Regions from separate parts of the Homo sapiens genome. Here region 1 is linked to region 2. A link is a contact called in ENCODE Hi-C data. All regions are on one chromosome and are shown on one strand. Each heading gives the region's core, a stretch centred on a gene start or an enhancer-like site at or near the end of the contact. The rest is flanking DNA. Distances are from core to core; before and after follow the strand shown. Region 1 holds the start of PCNT (pericentrin). Region 2 holds the start of POFUT2 (protein O-fucosyltransferase 2).

Region 1 (3,538 bases), core at 466-2,965, 1.0 Mb after region 2:
GTAACACGTAACAGTTGTGAGATTCAGGCGCGGTCTGGGTCTCTGTTCCTGGAAAGTGTGATCCTGTGGGTGCAGCCCCTGCTCGCTTGGCTGTGTTGCCTGCCTGGCCCCTGCTCTAATGAGCCCACTGCCCAGAGTTTGCTCAAACCACCCAATTCCGAGTCTGGGAACCAGGAGACCGCTGGACACCCCGCTCACCACACAGAAGACTGTGGCCTGAGTCAGGAGAAGGAAGTTTCTGGCGGTCGAGCTTCCACGGCTTCCTGAGGGAGGTTGCAGGGAGCCGAGATCGCGCCATTGCGCTATAGCCTGGGCGTCGCAGCGAGACTGTCTCAAAAAAAGAAAAAAAATTCTGAGCGAGATTCCAGGGCTTCCTGAGGGCGCGTTTAAGTTGCAGTTGCTGAGGAGGCTGCAAGGTGAGCTTGCGTCAGCGAGGAGCCACTCCAGCACGCTCGGGAAGGGCATCGTTACTGCTGCAAACAAGCACACGGCCCTCCACGACGAACCTTTTGCAAGTGAAGGCGCACGAACAGGCCCGGAGGACTACAAAGAAACCCAGAAACCAGACTTGGACACATGAAATAAAGGGGTTAGCTGAAGGAATACTCCACAGTTAAGGACGGCCTGCGCGAGGTCACCGGCCCTGTCTTGGTTTTTTGCCACTTCGCTCCAGTTAGTTTCCCAAGTTCCACCTACGCGCGCGCCAGCTGAGAAAACGCCCACCCCGGCGGTCCCGCCACAGGTCACAGGCGGTGCGGACCCCGGGACTGTGTCCGGGCTTCGGTGTCCAGAGAGCTCCAAGACACCCAAACCTTCCGTGGTTTCCACCTCTGCAAGCTTATGTTCCGCTGAGCTCAAGCTGAGGGACGACGACCTCATGCGACGTCAGTTTCCCCCTGGGACCACGAACCCACGGCCCCATTTCTCTTCTGTCTACTAAAAACCTTTTCTTTTCTTTTTTTTTTGAGACCTAAGACATCAGTGAGACACACGAGCAGACACGGGCTCGGTCGGGAAAGGCGGGAGCTCCAAGCGGCGGGGCCTGCAGGTCCAGGCGGTTCGCGGGCTTTCTGACCGCATTCGGCCGAGTTCTTCTCTGAAGACCCAGGACCCCCGGCCGAGGGGGCGCATTCGGCGGGCTGGTGGCGTAGGATTTTGTTTCGGGTTCCCAGGGTCCCGGCAAGGGTGAGGGAGCCCTTGCGGATCCCCTGAGATCCACCTCAGCAGCCTCCTCCGTGGTAGGCCTCAACTTCCCGCGGCGGCCCACAGCCAACGACTAATGCCTGAGCGGGAGAAAACGGCCTGGCCCTGTCCGGGTGGTTGCTGAGCACCGTTCGGCGCCGCCCGCGCCTGCAGGGAGCCCGGCCCGCTGTCCTGGTGGACACAAAGCCCAGGGGCCGCCCGCGCGGGACCAGCAGCGCGAACTTTTTGCCGCTCGGCCAGCCTGGCAGGGGATTTTAAAATCGGCCAATCACAGCGGGCGCCAGGCCTCCGCTTTCCGCTTACTGGTCCTGCCGTAGGAGGCGGGTACGTGAGCGCACCAATCTGTGGCCGGCGAGCGTAAAGGGCGGGGCTCCGCCCAGGCTGCACCGCCCAGAGCGCGCGTGCGCGAGACCGGAAACGCAGCCCCCTGATTGGCGGCGCGTGTCGGGGGCGGGGCCGCGGCTGCGTGACAGTTGTCGCGGGGGGAGGGCGAGCCCAAGCGCGGGGGAGGGAGTGTAAATAGAGCGAAGGCTGCTCTGTGTCAGCCCCGTCACCGCCGGGCGGCCCGCGCGGAGTCTGAGGGAGATGGAAGTTGAGCAAGAGCAGCGGCGCAGAAAGGTGGAGGCCGGGAGGACGAAGGTAAACATTAGGGGCTTCTTCTCTAGCTGCTCTGGCGTGAAGTCCTAAGGGCGGCTCCGGTGCCCGCCACCGCCCCCTGCCAGGAGAGGACGCGGTCCGGCGGAAGCCGCCGCGGAGGTCTCGCTTTTTCCCGCCGGCTCCGCTGGAAGCCGCCTCCTGGCCGCCGCCATCTTGAATCCGCCGCTCTCCGCCAGGTCCCGCCCCCGCCGCGGCCACAGCCAATCAGCGGCCGGGACGCGCGGCGCCTCTCGGGCGGGCCGGGGCGGGGCTGCGCCTGCGTCGGGGGGGGTGGGGCGCGGGCTGGGCGCGGTGCACGCCGGGGCGGGGTGTGGCTGCAGGGCGGGGCTACAGGGGCGTGGCGTGGCTGCACGGAGGGGGTGGGGCGCGGCAGGCGCTGGACCCCAGGCTGGATCTTCCAGTGGCTCCCGCGTCCTCCGGGACCGGGTGGCCTGGGGCGGGCGGCCGGTATTCGGGTGGCTGCTTGGTCTAGGGCCAGTTTCCTGCGCGGCCGGGGCCGGGGGCGTGGCGCGGGTGGCCTGCAGCGCCTCCCCAGGGTGCGCCTTCGCCTCGTCCGTCGGAGATGCTTTCCCCGCGCGTTTCTCGCGGCGTTGCAGTCCTTACTGTGTGAAAGGCCCCCGCGGCGCTCCCGGCCGCCGTCTTCTTCCCGCGCCCTTGGGCTCGCGTCCTGCCCGTCCGGGCCTGGCGTACGCTGCCGGGAACCCACGCGGCGCTGGCGCCGGGCGCCTTCAAGGGACGCGCTCCCGTCTTTCTCCCGCCCCGGGTTTCTCCGTGAAAAAGCGCTCGGTTTGATGGCCACTGTCCTAGGTTTCGTGGGAATAAAGCGCGCAGAGCCCATGACTCGGGGGCAGGAGAAAGGGAGTCCCGAAAGCGCGAGGCGGAACCGCGGGAGCAGGCCGGCCTCTGCGAGGTGCGCGCCGCTCCCCCCCAGGATGTTCTGGCTGGGGTGCTGGGGAAGAGCGGGGCTCCCGGGCACGGCGGACAGGGGACGCGGGGCTAGGCCGGGGAAGGGCTGAGGCGGGCAGGAGGGGAAGGGGAGCCCGGAGCCTGCAGGGAGCTGCGAACAGGAGCAGAGCTCCCAGGAGGGTGGAGGGGGGAGGGAGGGACAAGACGCCGCCTGTAGGGCGACGCAGGCCGCAGACCAGGTCTGTGCTATATCCCGACATGGATAGGTGTGGTGGAGGAGGACATGAAAATAAACGACATGAGGTTGACTTTGAAGGAAATATTTCCTTGAGAGACCATTTTCTTGTGTAAATGGCCTTGTGTAATTTTTCTGGGTCCATGAGCTTGTGTACTTGTGTTATCATTTACACAAATGTGTGTTCCATGCGTTTGTTTTTGTGGCCACAGTTGTCTTTTGAGGGAACAGATGTCTCCCCGTGAAAGGCTGATGTGGGATCGATCGCATACCTCTTGAGTAAGACGTTAGCGGGAGATGAGGCTCGCACATAGTCTCAAACTCTCGGATTTGAGGACTGAGCAGAGCTAGGCTGTGCCTTCTGATGGGCGATGCTCTGTGGATGTCCCTGGTGCTTTGGTGAGCTGTGTCATGAAAAATAGAACATCTGATTCCATAAAGGAAGATGTGAGATTGACCTGGCTTAATTAATTTTTTGCTATTTCTGTATCTTGTCTCAGAATCTATGGCTAGGAAGTTTTGGCTGGGCTATATATT
Region 2 (3,296 bases), core at 689-3,188:
CTCAAATGCTGAGGTTTCTGCACGGAAAACCCGACTGCTCACAAGTCTCAGCGCGTGGCCCGACTCTAGGCACTTAACAATGGTTCCTAGTTTGTGAAGGCAGTGAGTGGCCTGTTTCTCTATGACCAGTTACTTACGGAGCCTGTAAGCAGAAGCAGCAGACATGCTAACATCGTTTTAACAATTAGCAATAGTTCAACACTAAGGCAGAGGAATCCCAGTGACTGGAACCCAAGAATCAGTACCCACATGGTTCTCAAACTGTTTGGTTTAAAGACCCCTTTACACTGGAAACAATGACTGACGGCTGGTTATGTGCACTATGTCTATTGATACGTCCTATGTTAGACGTTAAAGCTACAAGTATTTAATTCAGCTAAAAATAAGAAGCCATTACATGTTAACAAAAACCACATATTTAAATAAAAAATAAGTGTATTTTAAAAAATGAATTAGAAGAACTGTGATGATGTTCTTAATTTTTGCAAATCTCTTTTGGGTTTGGTGACAGCTGGATTCCCATACCCGTTTCTGCATTCAATCTGTTGTGACATCACAGATCAAGTGGTTTCTAGGAAAACTCCACAGTGCATTCATGAGAAGTGAAAAAGGCGTATAATACTCTGGTACTACTATTAAAACGGCTACAAAAGCTCAGAGATCCAGGACACACTTTAAGATCACTGCCCTAGAGGAAGGACACAAAGCGCCCCAAGGCACAGACAAGTCCCCAAGGCACAGACAAGTCCCCAAGGGCTACAGAAACCCTGTCCCTGGCGCTCTCCTTTCCCTGCTCTGCGCTGGTTTTCCATACTCCCATCGTCGCGAGTGAAGCTGCGTGCAGCGCCCAGGCCTGCGAACGCCACGAGGGGCCGTGCACACCTCTGCGTCCAGGCCCCTCCCGGGGTCCGCTTGGAGATCCCACAGCCACAGGGCGGCCGCGAAGCTCGTCTTGGCCCTGAGAATTCACTGCGGAGCGCCCGCCCGGCACTGACTCCCGGCTCCGCACACCCAGGCCTGGACCCGTGTCACTTGCAGGGGCCTCCGGAGCCAGCCCACGCTCAGCCTGAGCAACCCGGCCCCCTTCCTGGGCTCCCGAGGCTGCGCCCCGGGCCTCGCAGACGACCCCGCCTGCAGACCCGGGCCGCAGTGACGCAGCCTCGACTACAGCCAACCCGCTGGCCCGACCCTGCCCCCAGCCCCCGCCCCATCCCATCCCCCAGACTCCAGCCCGGCCCCGGCCCCTGCCCCTGCCCCTGCCCCTGTCCCGTCCCCGTCCCATCCTTCTTGGCCCCGGCTCCCGCCCCGCCCCCATCCCATCCCTCGGGCCCCCGTTCCTGCCCCCATCCCATCCCACCCCTCCTGGCCCTAGCCCCTGCCCCGCCCCCATCCCATCCCATCACCCTGGCCCCTGCCCCGCCCCCATCCCATCCCATCGCCCTGATCCCTGCCCCGCCCCCATCCCATCCCTCCTGGCCCCTGCCCCCTGCCCCTATACCATCACCCTGGCCCCTTACTCCGCCACATTCCTTGCCCCAGAACCCTGACCCCATCCCATTCCCCTGACCCCTGCCCCCTGACCCCGCTCCATCCCATCCCCCTGGCCCCTGCCCCATAACTCCGCTCCATTCCATCTCCCTGGCCCCGGACCACCCTCCATCCCGTGGGCCTGCCCCTGACCCCATCCCATCTCCCTGGCCCCTGACCCCGCCCCGCCCCCATCCCATCCTCTGACCCTGCCCGGTCCTGGAACCCCAGCGTTGGCACCGTGGACGCGCGTTTACCGTCTGCGGGAAGCCGCCCCCGACAGAATATCGGCCGCCGATTGTCCGGGCCAGAACTCCTGGCCGGAGGCAGAAGCCGGAGGCCAGGACACTGCCCCCAGCAGCAGGAAGACGAAGCTGAGTGTCGCCATGGCCCCGGGCGGCCACGCACTTCCGGCGGCCGCGCCCCGCCCCGGAACCACGCCCCGCCCCCGTGAAATGCGTTCCCAGTAGCCACGGCAACGCCCAGCTCCGCCCTCCCCGCGCATGCGTTATGCGCCATCACCGGCAAGCAGGGGCGGGAGGGGGAACTGCGCGTGCGCAGAGTCTCCGCCCTCCTGACCGCAGCGGCTAGAGGTTCCATTGCAGACCCGGAGGCCGTGGCTGTGGTTCGCGGCGGTGCTGTCGCGGGCGCCCTGGCGCAGCCCACGCAGGGGCTCCTGAGGGTCCGCGAGGCCGGGAGGTCCGGGGGTCGGGAGGTCCCGGGGTCGGGAAGTCGGTGGACCCTGCAGGCCAGTGGGGAGGGTACGCGAGACTGGGGGCCGGGAGGGCTGACGGCTGGTGGCGCGGGGCGGGTCCGTGGGGAGGAGGCCCGGGGCTGGTAGGGGCGGGAGGGCTGGACGGCGGGGGCGGGGCGGAGGAGGGGGTCCGTAGACGGGGTCGGCGCCGGGTGCTCTCGCCCCTCTGGAGCTGGGGTCGGGGCGGGAGCCGCGCATGAGAGCCTGGGTTTCTAGTCGGGGGGCGCCGTCGAGCTCCACACCTGCGGCCTCCTGGGTGCCCCCAACCCTGGAGCCCCGGCGAGGGGGCACCCGGGCTGAGGCCTGGCCCTCCAAGGAGCCCTGGAGGGACTGTGCTGCTAGGGCGCGGGGCTCGATGGGGTGATCTGGAGACCTGGGGGGATCCGGGGCTGCCGCCCCTGCGCTGCCAACCTCCCACCCCGCCCCTTCTGCGAGGCGTTATTAAAGGTCTGGTTTCGGGAGCCAGGTGCGTGCCCGCCGCCGCCGCTCCCCGCAGCCTCCAGGCAGCTCCCGCTGTTCCCCGAGGGCACCAGCACTGGCCGACCGACCTGGCTTGGGGCGCGGCGCTGGCAAACCCGGCCTTCTGAGGGGACGCCACGCTGACTCTAGTGCAGGCAGCCCCCAAAACGGTATAATTGGACGAATTTCTTGAAGGATGCCAGTTACCAAAAAAGAAAATACTAATGCTTATTATCTGTTAAATTTGAGATCAATTTGTTATCAAATTTTCTCACACAGAAAATTCCAGGCCCAGAGGGCCAAGCTGGTGAATCCTACTTAGAGAAGAAATAATAGGAATCCAGCCACTCAGACGATGGACGAGGAGGGGCACTTCCCTGCTCGATGTATGGGCCAGCATTGCCTTGATAGCAAAGTCAGACATCACCAGACAGTAGAACCACAGACCAATGTCTTTCATGAACCAAGACACAGCATTTAAAAAAATTAGCAAATGGAATTTATATCTGCCTATTGTTTACAAAAAAAGCCAAACTTTGTAAAATACTTGAAGAGA

The links. A loop is a pair of places that touch in the nucleus more often than their neighbours do. Pooled maps may share reads with other maps.
Region 1: a loop to region 2 is called in a map of CD4-positive, alpha-beta T cell, with 7 times the contacts of the local background. The contact joins the promoter of PCNT here to the promoter of POFUT2 in region 2. A Hi-C loop is called at or near these places in 1 of 168 maps with a recorded cell type or tissue (CD4-positive, alpha-beta T cell), 1 of 37 single-sample maps with no recorded cell type and 12 of 50 pooled maps.

The regions. Positions count from the first base shown.
Region 1 is chr21:46,322,441-46,325,978 of GRCh38, forward strand. PCNT (pericentrin) reads left to right here and starts at 1,716. Exons shown (of 47, transcript NM_006031.6): 1 at 1,716-1,842. The coding sequence starts at 1,789. It overlaps C21orf58 (chromosome 21 open reading frame 58), which reads right to left and starts at 1,430. Exons shown (of 8, transcript NM_058180.5): 1 at 199-1,430. The coding sequence starts at 298. RefSeq lists an enhancer at 959-1,098 and silencers at 1,449-1,778, 2,049-2,508.
Region 2 is chr21:45,285,957-45,289,252 of GRCh38, forward strand. It overlaps POFUT2 (protein O-fucosyltransferase 2), which reads right to left and starts at 1,939. Exons shown (of 9, transcript NM_133635.6): 1 at 1,785-1,939. The coding sequence starts at 1,915. It overlaps LINC00205 (long intergenic non-protein coding RNA 205), which reads left to right and starts at 2,096. Exons shown (of 3, transcript NR_026943.1): 1 at 2,096-2,288. RefSeq lists a silencer at 1,866-2,395 and an enhancer at 2,550-3,280.